2 separate regions of the Homo sapiens genome follow, and region 1 is linked to region 2. A link is a contact called in ENCODE Hi-C data. All regions are on one chromosome and are shown on one strand. Each heading gives the region's core, a stretch centred on a gene start or an enhancer-like site at or near the end of the contact. The rest is flanking DNA. Distances are from core to core; before and after follow the strand shown. Region 1 holds the start of PHF20 (PHD finger protein 20). Region 2 holds the start of MAP1LC3A (microtubule associated protein 1 light chain 3 alpha).

Region 1 (3,034 bases), core at 335-2,834, 1.2 Mb before region 2:
CTAGCGGAAAGATAAAAGATAGGCCTATCAAAAACAATGTGCTGGTAGCCCTTTAGGAGAGGAATCCTTCCCTGGGAGGAGAGGAGAATTCAGGAGGTGTGACTCTGGGAAGTGTGCTCAGAAGAAAAGCCCGCAGAAGCACAGAGAAAAGTGCCGTGCTGAACAAAGATACGCACTCGCCAGAGGAAGAGGAAATGGGTGCACTGACCAGACTGGGGAAAGCACCTCAAGGGGAGTGTGGCTCCAAAAAGGGAAGGAAACTGAGGAATGAAAATGTCTTGGATGACAGAAAAGCTAAACAGGGTAGGAAGGCATGCTCAAAACCACAGACCACTCGCCACCTGGAAATGAGAGGACTCACAAAAAGGTGTGCCCCCCAAATTTAAGAAGCATCTGGAAAGTGGCTGCACTCTGAGAGTTGTATAACTAAAAGGGGTTCACCTCGTACATTTGGGGGGCACAAGAAACAAATATACTCCCAGATATGAAAATGAGTCTCCTTCAGGAAATAAGGTAGTTTGATTTGGGGAACACGTGAAAAGTGTGTAACCCCAATAATACAGTCTCGGGAGAAGGCAGTGAATTCCCTTATTTGTGAAACTGGAAATAAGTACCCATAAACTTCAAAATTTGGACATTGTTTTCGGCCCAACCTCAGGTTTGAAGGGCTGAGGAAAGGAAGTGGCCCCTAAATGTAAGAAATTCCAGAAGGCATGCTGTCAGATTTGGGACCTGGAAAAGGGGAATTCTTCCTTGGAGTAGAGGGGATACAAGAAAGTATCCCAAAACTTTAGCTAATGGACCCCAGATCTGAGGACCCGATAACAGGGTGAACCTCTAAATTGGAACGGAAATGCAGAATCAAATTGGAGGCCCGAAAAAAGGAATGTGCTCCCACTTTGGGGGCTGACGGAAGAGGGTACGCCCTAAATTTGGGGGGGGGAGGGCTTTTAGAAATTTAGATAAAATTCCAGAGCTAGAGCTTAAGAAAGGGGGTGTGCCGCCCAGTTTTCAAAACTATAGAGAAAAGGGACACTCCCATATTTGGGGTCTTGAGAAAGGAATGTGCTCCCCAGAATAGGATAAAAAAAGCCAATTTTAAAAAACATATTCCCAAAGCGCAAGGCAATAGCAGAGGCTGCTGATGAGGCTCTAGGTGCCCACACAGCTCAGGCTCGGGCCCTAGGGCTTACCCGCACCCCCAACACGGCCCGCTCCGCGCCCCGGGCCCGCACCCCACGGCCCAGCCCCCTCGGGCGGCGCTGATTGGCGGCAGCCGCCGCCACTCTTGCGGGTAGCCCCGGGGATTGGGCACCGCTCGCACGCCCGCCACGCTCTCAGCAGCAGTCCCAGGGCCTCCCTCCAGGCTGGGCGAGCGGGGCCAGGCGGGGAGCGGGGCCGGGCAGGGGACCGAAGCAGCGGTGGCGTCCGTCGCCGTCCCCGCCCGCACGGCGCGCGCGCAGCGCGGGCCCGGCCCAACCCGGCCCGGCCGGCCGGCTTCGCCTGGCCGCGAGCTCACCTCACGGCCCCACTCCGGCTGCGCCGCTCCAGGACCAACCGACAGAAGGACTCTGCGTGCTCTGCACCACGTGACCCCCGGGACGCGCCCAGCGTATGCCCCGCCCCCCACACACACGCATCATCGCCACCACCGAGTGACGTAAGGTCCCAGCTGCCCCGCCCCCTGCCCCGTCTGCCCGATCACTGTGGCAACGGCCTGCGCAGGCCACGCCCACTACCCTGACGCGCGGGAAACAGGCCCGCGCCCTAGCAGGAACACGAAGTCCCCACTCACTCGTAATCACTGAGATCACCGAAGCCGGGGAATGGACGCTATCCATCACCCGTTAATTTTGCCACCTAAATGCGTCTCAAAGCTTCCCATTTCTCCATCGAAGCGACCACCATCTCTCTCCAAGATGAAGATGGTTTCCACCCTATTACTCTTCGCCGTTCTAATCCATTCTTCGTACACCGGCAGAGAGGTCTTTTCAAAACGCCATCCCCTGCTCAAAGCTCGTTTCCCTCCCTACTCCGGATTAAGATCTAACTCTTCACCTAGACTATCTACCAGGCTCTTCAAAGTCTGGACCTGACCTGCTGCTTTCTTATCCTCACGAATCCAGCTCCCCCACATTCTCAGTGTCCTTCAACTCCGCTAACAATCCAGGTTCTTCTCATCTCAGAGCCTTTGCACTCATTTCTCCCCCACTTTATCATTAACTCCTAGAAAGGTTTCCAATTGCTGCTAAGGATAAGGAGCTGTATTTTCTCTGGGGACGAAGGTCGGAGTTGAAGCCACCCCAAAAGAATATGAGACCAGGAGCAGTGGCTCACGCCTGTAATCCCAACACTATGAGAGGCTGAGGTGGGTAGATCACTTGAGCTCAGGAGTTCGAGACCAGCCTGGGCAACATAGCTAGACCCCCGTCTCTCCAAGAAATACAACAATTAGCCAGGCGTGAACGTGCGCACCTGTGGTCCCAGCTCAACCTTCTGAGTAGCTGGGACTGCAGGCCCATGCCACCATGCCTAGCTAATTTTTTTTTTTTTTTGAGACACGGTCTCACTGTGTCACCCAGGCTGGAGTGCAGTGGCGCAGTCTCGGCTCCTCATAACCTCCACCTCCTAGGCCCAAGCAATTCTCCCACCTCAGTCTCCCAGATAGCTGGAACCACAGGTGTGCACCTGGCTAATTTTTGCATTTTTTTGTAGAGACGCAGTTTCACGATGTTGCCCAGGCTGGTCTTGAATTCCTGGGCTCAAGCAGTCCACCCACCTCAGCCTCCCAGAGTGCTGGAATTAACACCGTACTTGGCCACTTTTTTTTTTTTTTTTTGAGATAGAGTCTCGCTCTGTAGCCCAGACGGGAGTGCAGTGGTGCGATCTTGGCTCACTGCAACCTCTGCCTCCCGGGTTCAAGCAATTCTTTGCCTCAGCCTCCCAAGTAGCTGGGATTACAGGCGCACGCCGCCACGCCCAGCTAATTTTTTATATTTTTTTTAGTAGAGACGGGTTTTCACCATCTTGGCCA
Region 2 (3,102 bases), core at 248-2,747:
AGCCTCGGGTGGGTGAGGGGCAGATGGGCAGACAGGCAGGGGCCTAAAAAAAAGATGAACCACACAGCAGGGGTGCTGGGAGCTGCTCCCCACCCTCCCCCATCCCACCAGCCAGCACCCAGAGGGACAACCCTAACACGACCGGCCCAGGATCCACCCAGGGGCAGAGTAGGTGGGTTGGTGCCCTCTGACTAGGGGGGCACATGCCTGCCCAGCCCACCACGGTAGAGGCAGCTCAGTTCAGGAACCAGGAGCTCTCTGGGCAGGGCCTGACCGGGGCCGCCCGACTCCCAGGCCGAGCCCCCCTACTGCTGGCTCAGAAGCCGAAGGTTTCCTGGGAGGCGTAGACCATATAGAGGAAGCCGTCCTCGTCTTTCTCCTGCTCGTAGATGTCCGCGATGGGCGTGGACACACTCACCATGCTGTGCTGGTTCACCAGCAGGAAGAAGGCCTGCGTGGGGTTCAGCTGCAGGCGGCGCCTGCAGCCGGCGGGAGAGTATGCAGCTGTGAGGGGCTTGGCTGCGGGACGGACATAGCCCTGACCCCCAGAATGATTCCCAGCCTTTCACACCCATTCTCACCCCAGCTGTCACCTCTGACCCAACACCGACTGCAGCCCCGACCTTGACCTTTCCAGCCACCCCAGAACAGGGGCCCACCGCCCGGTCCCATCACCCCTGACCCCACTCCCACCCCTTCTCGGCGGGAACCCGGCTCCCCTCCCGACCCTAGCCACCTCCTGGCGGCGGCTGCCCACGCACCGGATGATCTTGACCAACTCGCTCATGTTGACATGGTCCGGGACCAAAAACTTGGTCTTGTCCAGGACGGGCAGCTGCTTCTCACCCTTGTAGCGCTCGATGATCACCTGGGAGCAGGGCGGGCGGGCAGGGGGTCGTGTCGGGAACGCGCGAGGCGGGGGCGGGGCAGGGCTGGGGGTGCGGGACTCACCGGGATTTTGCTGGGGTGCTGGTCGCGGATCTGCTGTACCTCCTTACAGCGGTCGGCTGCGGACAGCGGCCAGACCGTGAGGCCGGGTCGGGCCGGCCCAGGTCCGCCCCGCCTGTCCCGGAGGGGCGGCCCCCGGCCACGCCCCAGCTCCAGCCCCCACCCCCGGGGCCATCAGGCCCCACAGCCCCTGGCACCTATCGCGGTGGGGAAGCGGGCAGCCCCCGCCCAGGCCGGAGCTGGTCCCAGCCCGAGGGTCCAGCCAGAGCCTGACGTCACGGGGCTGACGTCACCTGCGGCAGTCGGGGTCGGCCGGCACCCCTGCCCCAGAGCTCGCAGCTCGCCTGCCGGGCCTCACCGAAGCTCCGCCGCTGCTTGAAAGGCCGGTCTGAGGGCATCGCGCGGGCCCGGCTGGGCGCGCAGGCCGGGGCTCTGGGGCGCGGGGATGTGTCTGCGGTTTGGGGGCTCCGGGGGCTCCGCGCCTCGCGCTCAAGGGCTCCGGGGCTCGCGCTGAGCACGGCGGCTGCGGCTGCGGGAGGTAACTCGCCCGGTGACGTCAGGTCACAACATTCCTTAAAGGGGAGGCCAGTGCGCCGCTCCCATTGGGCCGACGCACAACCCGCCCGCCCGGACCCGTGACGTCACGGCGCAGAGAGCCTGGGTCCGCGGACCGGGACGCGAGGGGCGGGGCTTCTGGGCGCGTCACAGTCCCGTGACGTCATGGGCAGCGCGGGAGCTTCTCCCGCAGCCCGAACTCAAGGTAAGGCCCGGAGGGCGGTGGGGCCGCCCTAGGCCGATGGAGCGGGCGGGCCAGGCTGCAGCCCCACGGCACCACTTCCCGCCCTCACCGAGTCTGTGTCAGGACTGACGCGGTTCTGGGCGCCGTGGGAAACAGCCGGAGCCAAAGGCCCGGCGCCTTCACGGGGCTTAGGGCGAGAGAAGGGAGAAGGTGCGGGAGGCACAGTCAGACACAGGATAGAACAGGATGCTAGAAATGAACGCCCAGGTTTGAAAAAGAATAATATAATTGAAAAGTAGAGCCATCGAAATTCAGGTCTCAGAGGATGAGGTGAGAAGGCAGAAAAGGACAACAGAAGAGAAATCGTGGACCTGGAGGCTGATCGGAAGCAGCTCACCAGAGAGACAGGTGATGGGGAATAAGGAAAAGGGCACAGATGGCAACGCCAGGAGAACTCGCGGGCCCGAGCAGAGCTCCAGAGGCGAACACTGAAAGACCTGCAGAGACAGTTCCTGAAAAAGAGCTGCCAGAAATGATGCTTAAAATCCAGAGCAGAATGCGCAGACTGAAGATCAACATTTTTTTGGGGGAGGGGGGAGGGGGACGAAGTCTCGTTCTGTCGCCAGGCTGGGGTGCAGTGGTGCGATCTCAGCTCACTGCAACCTCTGCCTCCCGGGTTCAAGCGATTCTCCTGCCTCAGTCAGCCTCCTCAGTAGCTGGGATTACAGGCGCCTGCCACCACCCCCAGCTAATTATTGTATTTTTAGTAGAGATGGAGTTTCACCATGTTGGCCAGGATGGTCTCGATCTCCTGACCTCGTGATCCACTCGCCTCGGCCTCCCAAAGTGCTGGGATTACAGGTGTGAGCCACCACGCCTGGCCGCCGAAATAATTTTTAAAGAATGTAGTTTAGTAACAAGGACATGGAACCCAAAAGGAAGAAATTAGATGGAAAAATGGTGAGCAAATTGGTAAACATGTGAATCTAAACAAGCATTTAATATGCAATATGAATAATAATGATTAATTTGTGGGCCACAGAAACAAGATGCATGAGACACAAGAACATGGAAGACTGAGAGGGCAATTTGAGAGGGGGTTAAAGAGACTGAGCATTGTCTGGCTTTGTAAAGTCAGGTGTGTATTTCAGATATTTAAGAGGATCACCAAAAGAATACAAACGGAACTATAACTGCCAATGCAGAGAAAAGGGTAGTGATGGGTATTAAAACTATAATGGAAGGCAGAAAGGGAGAAAAAGGAAGCAAAGTAAAAGGGATGGTAAATATATAGTACAAAACCAGAGGTAGAAAATGTGGTTTACATTCACCTCTTAAAACACAGATGACCAGATTGGCCAAGAAAAAATAAGATGCAGCTCTATGCTATTTACAAGAGGAAATTTAAAACCTAA

The links. A loop is a pair of places that touch in the nucleus more often than their neighbours do. Pooled maps may share reads with other maps.
Region 1: a pooled map shows a loop between it and region 2 (17-fold over the local background). The contact joins the promoter of PHF20 here to the promoter of MAP1LC3A in region 2. A Hi-C loop is called at or near these places in 5 of 50 pooled maps.

Annotation. Positions count from the first base shown.
Region 1 is chr20:35,770,565-35,773,598 of GRCh38, reverse strand. PHF20 (PHD finger protein 20) reads right to left here and starts at 1,584. Exons shown (of 18, transcript NM_016436.5): 1 at 1,520-1,584. RefSeq lists silencers at 1-132, 1,137-1,516.
Region 2 is chr20:34,557,113-34,560,214 of GRCh38, reverse strand. MAP1LC3A (microtubule associated protein 1 light chain 3 alpha) reads right to left here and starts at 1,497. Exons shown (of 4, transcript NM_032514.4): 1 at 1,307-1,497; 2 at 952-1,007; 3 at 762-868; 4 at 1-479. The coding sequence starts at 1,346. The coding sequence ends at 317. RefSeq lists silencers at 1,316-1,365, 1,706-1,795.